Linked DNA regions of Homo sapiens: all the other regions are linked to region 1. Evidence: chromatin contacts called from ENCODE Hi-C or POLR2A ChIA-PET data. All regions are on one chromosome and are shown on one strand. The core of a region is the stretch at or near the end of the contact, and the rest is flanking DNA. Distances in the headings are between cores, read along the strand shown. Region 1 overlaps LHFPL6 (LHFPL tetraspan subfamily member 6). Region 2 overlaps LHFPL6 (LHFPL tetraspan subfamily member 6). Region 3 overlaps LHFPL6 (LHFPL tetraspan subfamily member 6).

Region 1 (3,132 bases), core at 448-2,947:
TAAGATATGAGGAATTTGTAGCGTTAAGCAGGTAACTTTGACATCACCTAAATCTATGCGCCAAATGCCTTTTGTTTCATATTTCTAAATGAATTTTTCCTTCAAGACATTCCCTGAGTCATCAGACCTAGCTCAAATTGAAATGTACTGCCAGACGCGGTGGCTCACATCTGTAATCCCAGCACTTTGGGAGGCTGAGGTGGGCGGATCACTTGAGGTCAGGAGTTCTAGACTACCCTGGCCAACATGGTGAAACCCCGTCTCTACTAAAAATACAAAGATTAGCCGGGCGTGGTGATGCATGCCTGTAATCCCAGCTACTCAGGAGGCTGAGGCAGGAGAATCGCTTGAACCTGGGAGGTGGAGGTTGCAGTGAGCTGGGATTGCACCACTGCACTCCAGCCTGGGCAACGGAGTGAGACTCCATCTCAAAAACAAAAAAAACAAAAAAACAAAAAAAACATTTGAAATGTACTGAGATACTACGCATGACCACCACTGATAGGCATTATTTGTTGTCACAGTGTTCTCATCCCTGAAGGGTTTCAGGGACTTATATGTCTCTGGGCCAAGCTGTACTTATTGATTCAAATGCCTGCCTTCCACAGTACACAAATTTGACATGACAGTTCAATATATGCACTTACTTCTTATGTTTCCTAAAGTAACCATTGAATTATTTGGGTAAAACTTACCAGAATGTCTTCAGGTAACAGTAATTACAAATGTCATTTGGTTAGGGAAGATATAATGTGAGACAGGAAAGGAAAGGAAGAAAGAAAAGGAAAAGAAACAATTCCAAAATAAATTGTTCTGTAACAATAGCTTCCTTTTAGCTCAGTCATCTAGAAAAAGAATAATTCAATAGCATTCAATGCTATTCAACAATATGGCAAGATCTCTAAGCCAACTTCTACAGAGTTTATCATTTTTGTTACAGAAGCAATAATCTTTTGTTGGATCATGCCCAGCACAAAATCCCAGACAAATGTTTAAAAGGGGAGCTTTCACTTAATATAAAAACTCTTAAAAGACTTACCTAGCCTCTGCAACTCATTTGTAAATCATGTGTTAAAATTGTCTACCTACCTTCATTATACATCAGATTTTGGATAACAAAGATATCATCTGAAGAAAAAATTTGCTAGTGGTGATTTGAAAGAAAAAAAGAAACCTAAGACACAAAAACTCTTTCACAACAGTTCAAAAATCTTGAGGCCAAATTTATGCATTCATTTGGCTTTCAGCAGGCAACTGCTTTGTCCTCAGCAGTATTATGCAAGCTTACTTAAGAATGCAGAAGAGCTCAGAGAGCTGAAAATTCTATTCCCATTGCCATGGTGAAAACCACAATGAATGAAGATAGCAGCCCCCAAGCACAAGTAGGGTGGTCTCCAGTATCCCCATGGAACACCACCACTAAACTTGAAAACAATGTTATTACACAACTTAGAAGTGAACTCTCCATCTAGGATCTAAACACATACTTCAAATATCATTTCAGAGAAACAGATCCTCTTTCTCCCCATCCCACCAACAATGACAAAACCAACAAAAGACAGTCACGAAAAACAGGAATTTTTGAGTATCCAAAAAAAATGTATGAATAACATTCACAACAGATATTTCTCATGTTCTGGAGAAATGCAGCTCCTTATTGCACAATCCAGGAGTATTTTGTACAAAACCTCCCAGAGGACACCCCCACTGAGATGATCAATCAGCCCACAGTGGCTTCAGGATGCTTTTCAAAAGTCAAGTCTTTGAAGAATGTTAACATTTCACTACTTCCTTTTCCGAAGGTTATTGAATCAAGAAGTCATTGTCCCCTATCAATCTTTGCAGGGAAAAAGAGAAATCTACAACTTCCTGATCACACAACTGCTTGGCTTACGGACAACATTCCATATTTCAAGCAATTATTACATATTAAACCATTGTATTATAAATAAGCGGTTTATTATAGGGGAGCCTTCCTTAGTGACAATCTCTGTCAGAGGGATATTTAAATAAAAGGCTAAATTTACCTTTTATAATATTTTGCTGCCTATAATAAACACATGTCTGCACGGGTAGTATGATATGTATGCGTGAATAACCTGTTTATTCCTGGGGGCAGTGAGTTGCTCTATGTACGAATATGCACATCAACTGTAGTTGCTAATATTTCATCAAAAGGCCACACTCCAGGGTGGCTGCTACAGATCTGCTTTCCTTATTTTTATGTCCACACCAACCTGAGAAGTTTTTCTAATTGGCAAAACGGGTATAAGAGGTGGGGGTTTTTGTTAGTAAAATTATTGGTGCTCAATATATGTGGATTTGGATAGAATCTAAAGACATTCTTCCCTTTTATGTGTAACACTAGAATAATCCAGGGAGCTAAGGAGGTGAGCCACTTTTTGGAAGTGAGGTGCTTTTTGAAATGGTTGCTGAACTTGATTCCAAAATAGTGGTATATCCAAGCATGATTCACAGGACTTCGGTTGCCTTATTCCTTCTCTAAGCTTAACCAAGTCCTGCCCTTATAATAGTGTTGTGTTTATCTCACGAGGACCCTTTCATATCAGCTGTGATTGAAGCACCTACAGGGACAGAGACCTGGGACTTTCATGAGCTTCAGAAAAGGCGCTATGATTACTGGGGCCTGATTGCTATGACATATCTGTGTGGGAATGTTATGAGTATGCTTCTGTATTTGCAATGGAATTGTCGGGAAGTAGAACTATAGCCCTTGCCTACCTCTAAATAATGACAAGCACTGCCAGCTATTTACAAAATTCAATTTCTCCTTCTGAGGCACATACTTAAACTGTATTTCCCAGTGTCTCTTCAGTGGGATGTGGCCATTAAGTGAAATCTAGCTAAGGAATATGGGAGTAAGTGATGTGTGCTGTTTCTCATCATGGCTTTTAAGAAGTAGATGGATACAGCTTCCCATACTCTCTTTCACTTCTGTGGGACATAAGTATTAGAAGAGACTTAGGGGATGGTATACCTATCAATAGAACCTGGATTCTTGAATCATCATATGGAAGCTGACTGGTAATATCTACTTGGGCTGTAATGTGAGCTAGAAATAAACTTTTACCGTGTTTCAACCGTTATACATTTTTAGGTCTATTTATTACC
Region 2 (3,132 bases), core at 343-2,842, 62 kb before region 1:
CCAAGGTGGCTGGATCACTTGAGGTCAGGAGTTCAAGACTGGCCTTGCCAACATGGTGAAACCCCATCTCTACTAAAAATACAAAAATTAGCCGGGCAAATTTGATCAAGAGCCTCCACATCTTAAAAGTTCTTAGGCCATTACATAAGCACACAGACATCAAGCACACAGAGCAAATTAGCACAAGTGGCCCACCCATAAGAATCACTTGAACCCGGGAGGCGGAGGTTGCAGTGAGCCAAGATTGCACCACTGCACTCCAGCCTGGATGGCAGAATAAAACTCTGTCTCCAAAAAAAAAAAAAAAAAAAAAAGCCCCGTTAATGAATTCTCAAAAATCAATGTCCTTCCTATAGCCTATGAGGGCTTAAATGTCTGCTGACCTCTCACACTTCATGACCACTCTCTCCTGTGTCTTGTCTCTGGCCACACTGACCACTTTTTCTGGAGCACATCAGCCTTGTTGCTGACATGAGAGCTTCACACTTGTGATTCCTTCCACCCAGAAATTCTACTTCCAGATCGTGGAAATGCCAGGCCTCTGGTAAACACCTAATAAATAATTGTTGAATGAAAGGCAAGGTAAAAGAAAAGCAGAAAGGAAGCAAACCGGGCAGGCAGCTAATACCTGAAAAACAGTAAGTCTAGCATTTTAAGAGTAACTCGTGTCCTGTTTTGGCACTGAAATTTTGGAGAGAACTTCCCAAACCAAGTATGTATTTCCGGCCTCATCTAGAGAGTGTGCTAAATTTAACGGGGTAACAGATTCTGAAAGATCACCTCTCCACCTCTGGGTAGGTCTCACTGGCACAATGACCTCCATTAATACAGATAGAATAAGCATTTTTCACTGGTAACCGAGTCCCCCTTCACAGGTCAGATTTGCTGACAACCATGAACTAATGTGGTTGTGAGTCTTGGGAATAATCTCCATTTTGAATTATTCTTTAGCTAGATTAAATACACCTATGAGGGGGAATTAATTAATAGGTAGAGAAGAGATGGCCAATCGTGTAGAACATTTCAAAGAGTTGGCAAAATTTGTGGTCCATCTGTTTAGCACTGGGCTCATAACACAGAATACAATCAATTGTTCATTATTAATAATGTATTGACCTATACATAGTTCTATGACCTAACATGAAAAGTAGAGTATATAATTCTTTATTAATTATTTGGCACTTAAGAAAAAATTGCTGAGGCTAATTATTTGAAAACAGTGTATGTGACAGTAGACACATTTATTAAACAAAGATGGAAAAAGAAGCTAGTAAAGGGTTGGCTATCAGAGGACAATGAGAGAGAGGATAGTATTGGTTTTGCTTTTGTTTTTGGCAGAGAAGTCAATAAAATAGCAGAAGTTTAAGCTTCAGGGTCTCGTAAGTGGCAGGGGAGCTACAGCCGATGCTGTAGATTCTCCAGCCAGTTCCTCTCTGTCCCTTTGCTGGTTCTGGACTCTCAATCTCCAGCTTCTGTTCGTGCTTTGCTCCCAATAGCTTATATTTGCAACGCTCTTCAGAGGACCCATGAGTGACTGGCATTACTCTGTCCCAGCTCTCTGACAGCTGAAGTGCCCCCTGGTGTGACCCACAGCCAGCGATGTACTTGTACTGGAGTGTGCACACCGGGCTTTCTTCCCTCCGGGTGGAACAAAGTCTGCAGTGTAATGATAATGAATGTTCCCAGCCCTGTGAGTTCAGGCTGAGGCTGAACCCTCATGACAAACTGCACCCTGCTGGGTGTTTACTCCTTCCCTACCTTGCTTTTCCACTTCCCCACTGTTTTTTCCTTGGCACATTTCCTCAATCACTTGAACTCAAATCCTCATCTCAGGATGCACTCTGGGGAACCAGATCTAAGGAGTGAATGAACAAAGACTTTCTTGCTTTTCTTTGTCAAGGGATCTGTAAGTTTCTACCATTGTCAGAAGCTAAGCCACCCCACCCGCCTACCCAAGCCCTGCTATCCCCTGAGAGAGGCAGAGCAGAGCTTTCGGCACCAGCTCTCTCCCACTCTCCCCACACTACCCTCTTCCTAGGGCAAATCCTTGTCTTGCTCAGGTGTAATTGTAATTTCTAGTCATTGTTATCTGGATCCATTCCTGTTTATGTCATAAAACAGGTAGTTAACGTATCAGGCTAAATGTCTATCAGATGAAAACTGGCAGAAAATTAAGCAAAGATCTTTAAAGAGTGTAACATAATAGCAGAAAATGTTTGAGGATATAAGAAAATATGGCCACCAATCAGACATATATGCAAGTTTGTGTGTATGATTTACAAAATTTGGGATTAAAATTCAACAACTGGTTAAGGTCCAAAATGAGCTGTTAATGTTCAATGTGATTTAAAAGAAAAAGAGTCCTTCATTTAAGACATGAAGGCTTTTTCATTTACTAAGTAATTTTTAAAATAATTATTAATTCAAAAAGTGATTTAATATGAATTTGTTCTAGTATTACAAATTATATTGAGATATAGCCAGCCAATCAAAGTAGCCTCAAAAAATATACAAAAGTACATATGCATACATGTCTTTTGAGAAAAATGGTCAAGATCAGTCTAGTTAGAGTAAGGTGTGTCAATAGAATTTAAGCAAATCTGAAAAAATACTGTCATCCAACCCTGATTCTTGATTTTCTTCTTCCCTTCCTTTTTCCTTTCCTCGCTCCCTCTCTCAATTTATTCATTGATTCAACAAACATTCAGTGAGTGCCAGCTCCAACTATGAATGAATCACTGGGTACTGGGAGCTTTGTTGGGAATAATATAATTCCTGCTATCAAGAAGCTTATTGTCTAGTCAAGGAAATAAGCATTAAGCAATAATGAGACATTTCTATACTGATAATTGTGATATGTGCTTTGAAGAAAAAAATCCAGGATGCGAAGGCAGCATATTGCAAGTGATCTACGTAGTGCGGTCAGGTCAGTGAAAGAGAGCCTTAAATTAGAAGTGAGATCTAAGCCAAGACCTGCAGATGTTCAGGAGTGAGCCAAGCGTGAATGTGGGGGGCCAGGGAACAGTATGCTTGGAGTGAGGGGATGGGAAATATAATGGAGAAATGCAGACAGATTTGGGTCTTGCTAAAGTATTGCTCAAGTAAGAGATGGATCCCATTTTGGGTGTAAAG
Region 3 (3,132 bases), core at 352-2,851, 40 kb before region 1:
TTTTTTTTTTAAACTAATAAAAGGACAACACTGAAAAAAAAAAAAAAAGAAGAATCTTTAAAAGAGAGACTAGCATATTCTCCCCAATAGTTTTGTAACCATATCTCAAGAAATCTTATTTCCCACAGGTTTTCTAAGAGATTTCCTTTTTCCCACAATTGCTTGAATTTCCCTGCTATAAATCTCTGCAAGCCACTGAATGAAGCTTTACAAAGGCATAAATAAAAGAGTAGGAATGATCCACACTGAAATAACCAAGCCAAAATAGACTTGAGAAAAAAAGAATGTAGAGCAATTTTTTTTCCACCTATCAGGGTATCTGGTTCTTTAAATGATTACCCTGACTTGGTTTTTAAATTTTTTTTTGGGAGGTGGTTAGGCCATTAGTCCCTTAAAAAGTGATGCCATGATTCTTGGTAGGATATCAGTGGCCAAATATATACAGAAACATGATGGCAGCTGCTGTTTCTGTGATCAAAAATTCATAGTAGGTTTCCTTCCTTCCTTCCTTCCTTCCTTCCTTCCTCCCTCTCTCCCTCCCTTCCTTCCCCCTTTCCTTTCCTCTCATTCTCCCTCCTAATTTTTTAACCATTCAATAGATGGCAGATATATGGCATGCCAGTAAGAATTATGTCTATCTTCTTCACAATTTTGTTTGTGGCACAACTTTTGTTGCCTAGAATGTGCTTAATAAATATTTGCTTGAGGAAGTAAGTGAATCTATTGAACACCAAACACCAAGCTAGGCACCGAAGTTGAAAAATCCTATCCCACAGGTTCATCTGGGATCTGCAAAACTGTGTTTAGGGAAACAGATCAAATTGAATCTATGATTGTACAGAGTGGGGTCCTTTTTCCCAAAGCAGGACAAGAGGTGTTTACTAAGTTATAAAATAGAAATGTTCTGGCTCTGATTTTGAAAACGTGGAACCTACTGGAATGGGCAGGTTGAATGAACATCCCTGAAAAAATGTGGCATTCTCCCTACTTCTAGAGTAAAGGCAGAAAACTCTTCATCTGATGGAAAGAGGCCCCTAAGAAAGGCTGAGTGACCAGAAAAGCTTATTATTGTTGCCTTGCGGGTGCCTGAACACTTTGCTCAGTCATGTCATCACTGGCCAGGGTGGGCTCCCTTGGACGCGGAAGTTTCCCTGCATCATTTGGAGCCAAGTTCCTGAGTGCCCCCATGGGTTCCTATACAATTTGGGTCTTTGTTGAATTCACAGCAGCTGCTTGGCTTTCCTGTGATTCTGTGCTAGAGCTCTGGGTGAGGAAATCCAGGCTCATGCTGGACCTTCTAAATGACTTCCAGTGACTTGGATTTAAGTGTCAAAAGTTTAGAAAATATTCAGTTAATAGTCATTTGGGAGGTAGGACATCATTGCTGCATTAACGGCCTTAAATTTGCCTACATTTCAATGCATGTTCAATACCTTACTATTAACCAACCTCCCAAATAGCAATCTCAAAATGGAATAATCCATTTACTCTAAGCAATGACCAGTGCATCAAGTGTTAGGAGTCTCTTCCTGAGCTGAGTGACAGACACTTTAACTGCCGCTCTCTGCAAACACTTGCTGCTTGAGTCAGGAGAACCCTGCTCTGGCACACAACGCAGATGCCTGCAGAAACTGCACAGAGCTGCCTGGCCTGCCTGAGCATGAAGCAACCCGAAAAGTCCACAGGAGTCATAGGAGCTTTCTAACTTCTGGACAAAATGAAGCGAGTCATATTGAATGTCACAGAGACCAATAGCAGGTTCTCTTGCTTGAGAAGCATCCACTAACACCAAGAGCTCAAAATTTTTTTAAAAAATTATACTTTTGTTTGCATTTTTACCCAGCTGACCTAGCCAGAAATTGCAAACAGATTTTTCTCAAGTATGATTAGATTTGAGAGGCAAGACGGCATGAGTCAGGAGTCAAAGAGCTAAAGGATATGTGTCTAAAGAGATGTGGGACAGTCAGTGTTCAGATTAAAGTAGAAGAGATTTCTTCCTTTGATTGAAAATTGGAAGAAACAGACTCTCATCTTTATCAACACTGGGAGGCTCTGAGTTTCCAGTTTACGGCACTGCTCTTAAGAAGCCACCAGCATAATTTCAAGAACAGGAACCATGATGGCTTCTTAATCAAATTAAATAGCAAAATGAAAGCAATAATTACTCAAATTTACTTGGCAAAATAGCGAGACAAATTAATTGAAACACTACTTTTGATCACAAGGATATAATTAGAAAAGTCTTTGGTGGATGAGAATATCTCTGAGGCATGAATTAAATCAATTGGATAACCTGATTATAAAGCCCTTATGCTTAATGGGTAAACCCAAACTTACTGTTGCGGAATGTAAAAGGAAGAATAAAGATTGATCAGCCAATATGCATTTAAATGGTCCTGTCCAACTGCAAACATTACTGGGCTTTTATTATGTGCCAGATGCTGTGACACTATGTATTCTTATCATTTATACTGTTTTATTCTCTCAAAAAGCAATAAATAAAAATCAGCATTATTAACACCTGCCACGACTGTCCCTCTGTCCACAACCACAGGCTACACTGATGATAGGACCACAGACAGTGAAGTCTGACAAAAGAAAGAAAAGACTAAAATGCCTTTTCTCCTTTTTATCTCATCTTCCTCTTACAAATCCCACTACTTCTCAGTAAAATCAAATCTTATAAAACTCTAAGTGCATCTAAGCTGAACCATAAGAAGCACGTGGCATTCCCTGGCAGCCATTATCCCTTTGAGCGGACACATGACAAAGCTGGCCCAATTAGAGTGAGGAGAGAGACTCTGATTCCATTTCTGGGGAGAAGCTTGTCCTCTCCTTTTGGCATGAACAAGGATGTTTAAAGCCACAAGTGCCAAACGCTCTTACAACCATGGGGAGAACTAACGTCAAAATGAAGCCAGCCTACAGATGGCGGATGGTTACAGCCAGTCTACAGACAGTTCTTCCTGAACATGGGCCCTGGAAAACATCTTTGAGCTCCTGAGTCAGTCAAGTCTGTAGCTGACCTTAGCTCCTGCCTTGCTATAATAAGAGATCTCACACGTTCTTCCTGAACATGGGCCCTGGAAAACATCTTTGAGCTCCTGAGTCAGTCAAGTCTGTAGCTGACCT

Evidence for each region. A loop is a pair of places that touch in the nucleus more often than their neighbours do. ChIA-PET counts read pairs that join two places held with the same protein, here RNA polymerase II (POLR2A). Pooled maps may share reads with other maps.
Region 2: a pooled map of heart left ventricle shows a loop between it and region 1 (2.8-fold over the local background). The contact joins two enhancer-like sites. A Hi-C loop is called at or near these places in 3 of 50 pooled maps. POLR2A ChIA-PET finds 5 or more read pairs at or near these places in 3 of 52 experiments (OCI-LY7, PC-9 and Panc1).
Region 3: a loop to region 1 is called in a map of A673, with 5 times the contacts of the local background. The contact joins two enhancer-like sites. A Hi-C loop is called at or near these places in 3 of 168 maps with a recorded cell type or tissue (A673, ascending aorta and endothelial cell of hepatic sinusoid) and 1 of 50 pooled maps. POLR2A ChIA-PET finds 5 or more read pairs at or near these places in 2 of 52 experiments (AG04449 and HEK293).

What each region holds. Positions count from the first base shown.
Region 1 is chr13:39,409,024-39,412,155 of GRCh38, forward strand. The region is part of intron 2 of LHFPL6 (LHFPL tetraspan subfamily member 6); the gene reads right to left. Among named protein-coding and RNA genes, the nearest start is that of LHFPL6, 190 kb to the right of the region's middle. Within about 2 kb of position 1,698, at least 3 of the 41 ENCODE cell types and tissues checked have a DNase peak (open chromatin) inside an H3K27ac peak, as active enhancers do; they include A673, where a contact is called at or near this core.
Region 2 is chr13:39,346,789-39,349,920 of GRCh38, forward strand. All of the region lies in intron 3 of LHFPL6 (LHFPL tetraspan subfamily member 6), which reads right to left. Among named protein-coding and RNA genes, the nearest start is that of LHFPL6, 250 kb to the right of the region's middle. Within about 2 kb of position 1,593, at least 4 of the 41 ENCODE cell types and tissues checked have a DNase peak (open chromatin) inside an H3K27ac peak, as active enhancers do.
Region 3 is chr13:39,369,075-39,372,206 of GRCh38, forward strand. The region is part of intron 3 of LHFPL6 (LHFPL tetraspan subfamily member 6); the gene reads right to left. Among named protein-coding and RNA genes, the nearest start is that of LHFPL6, 230 kb to the right of the region's middle. Within about 2 kb of position 1,602, at least 5 of the 41 ENCODE cell types and tissues checked have a DNase peak (open chromatin) inside an H3K27ac peak, as active enhancers do; they include A673, where a contact is called at or near this core.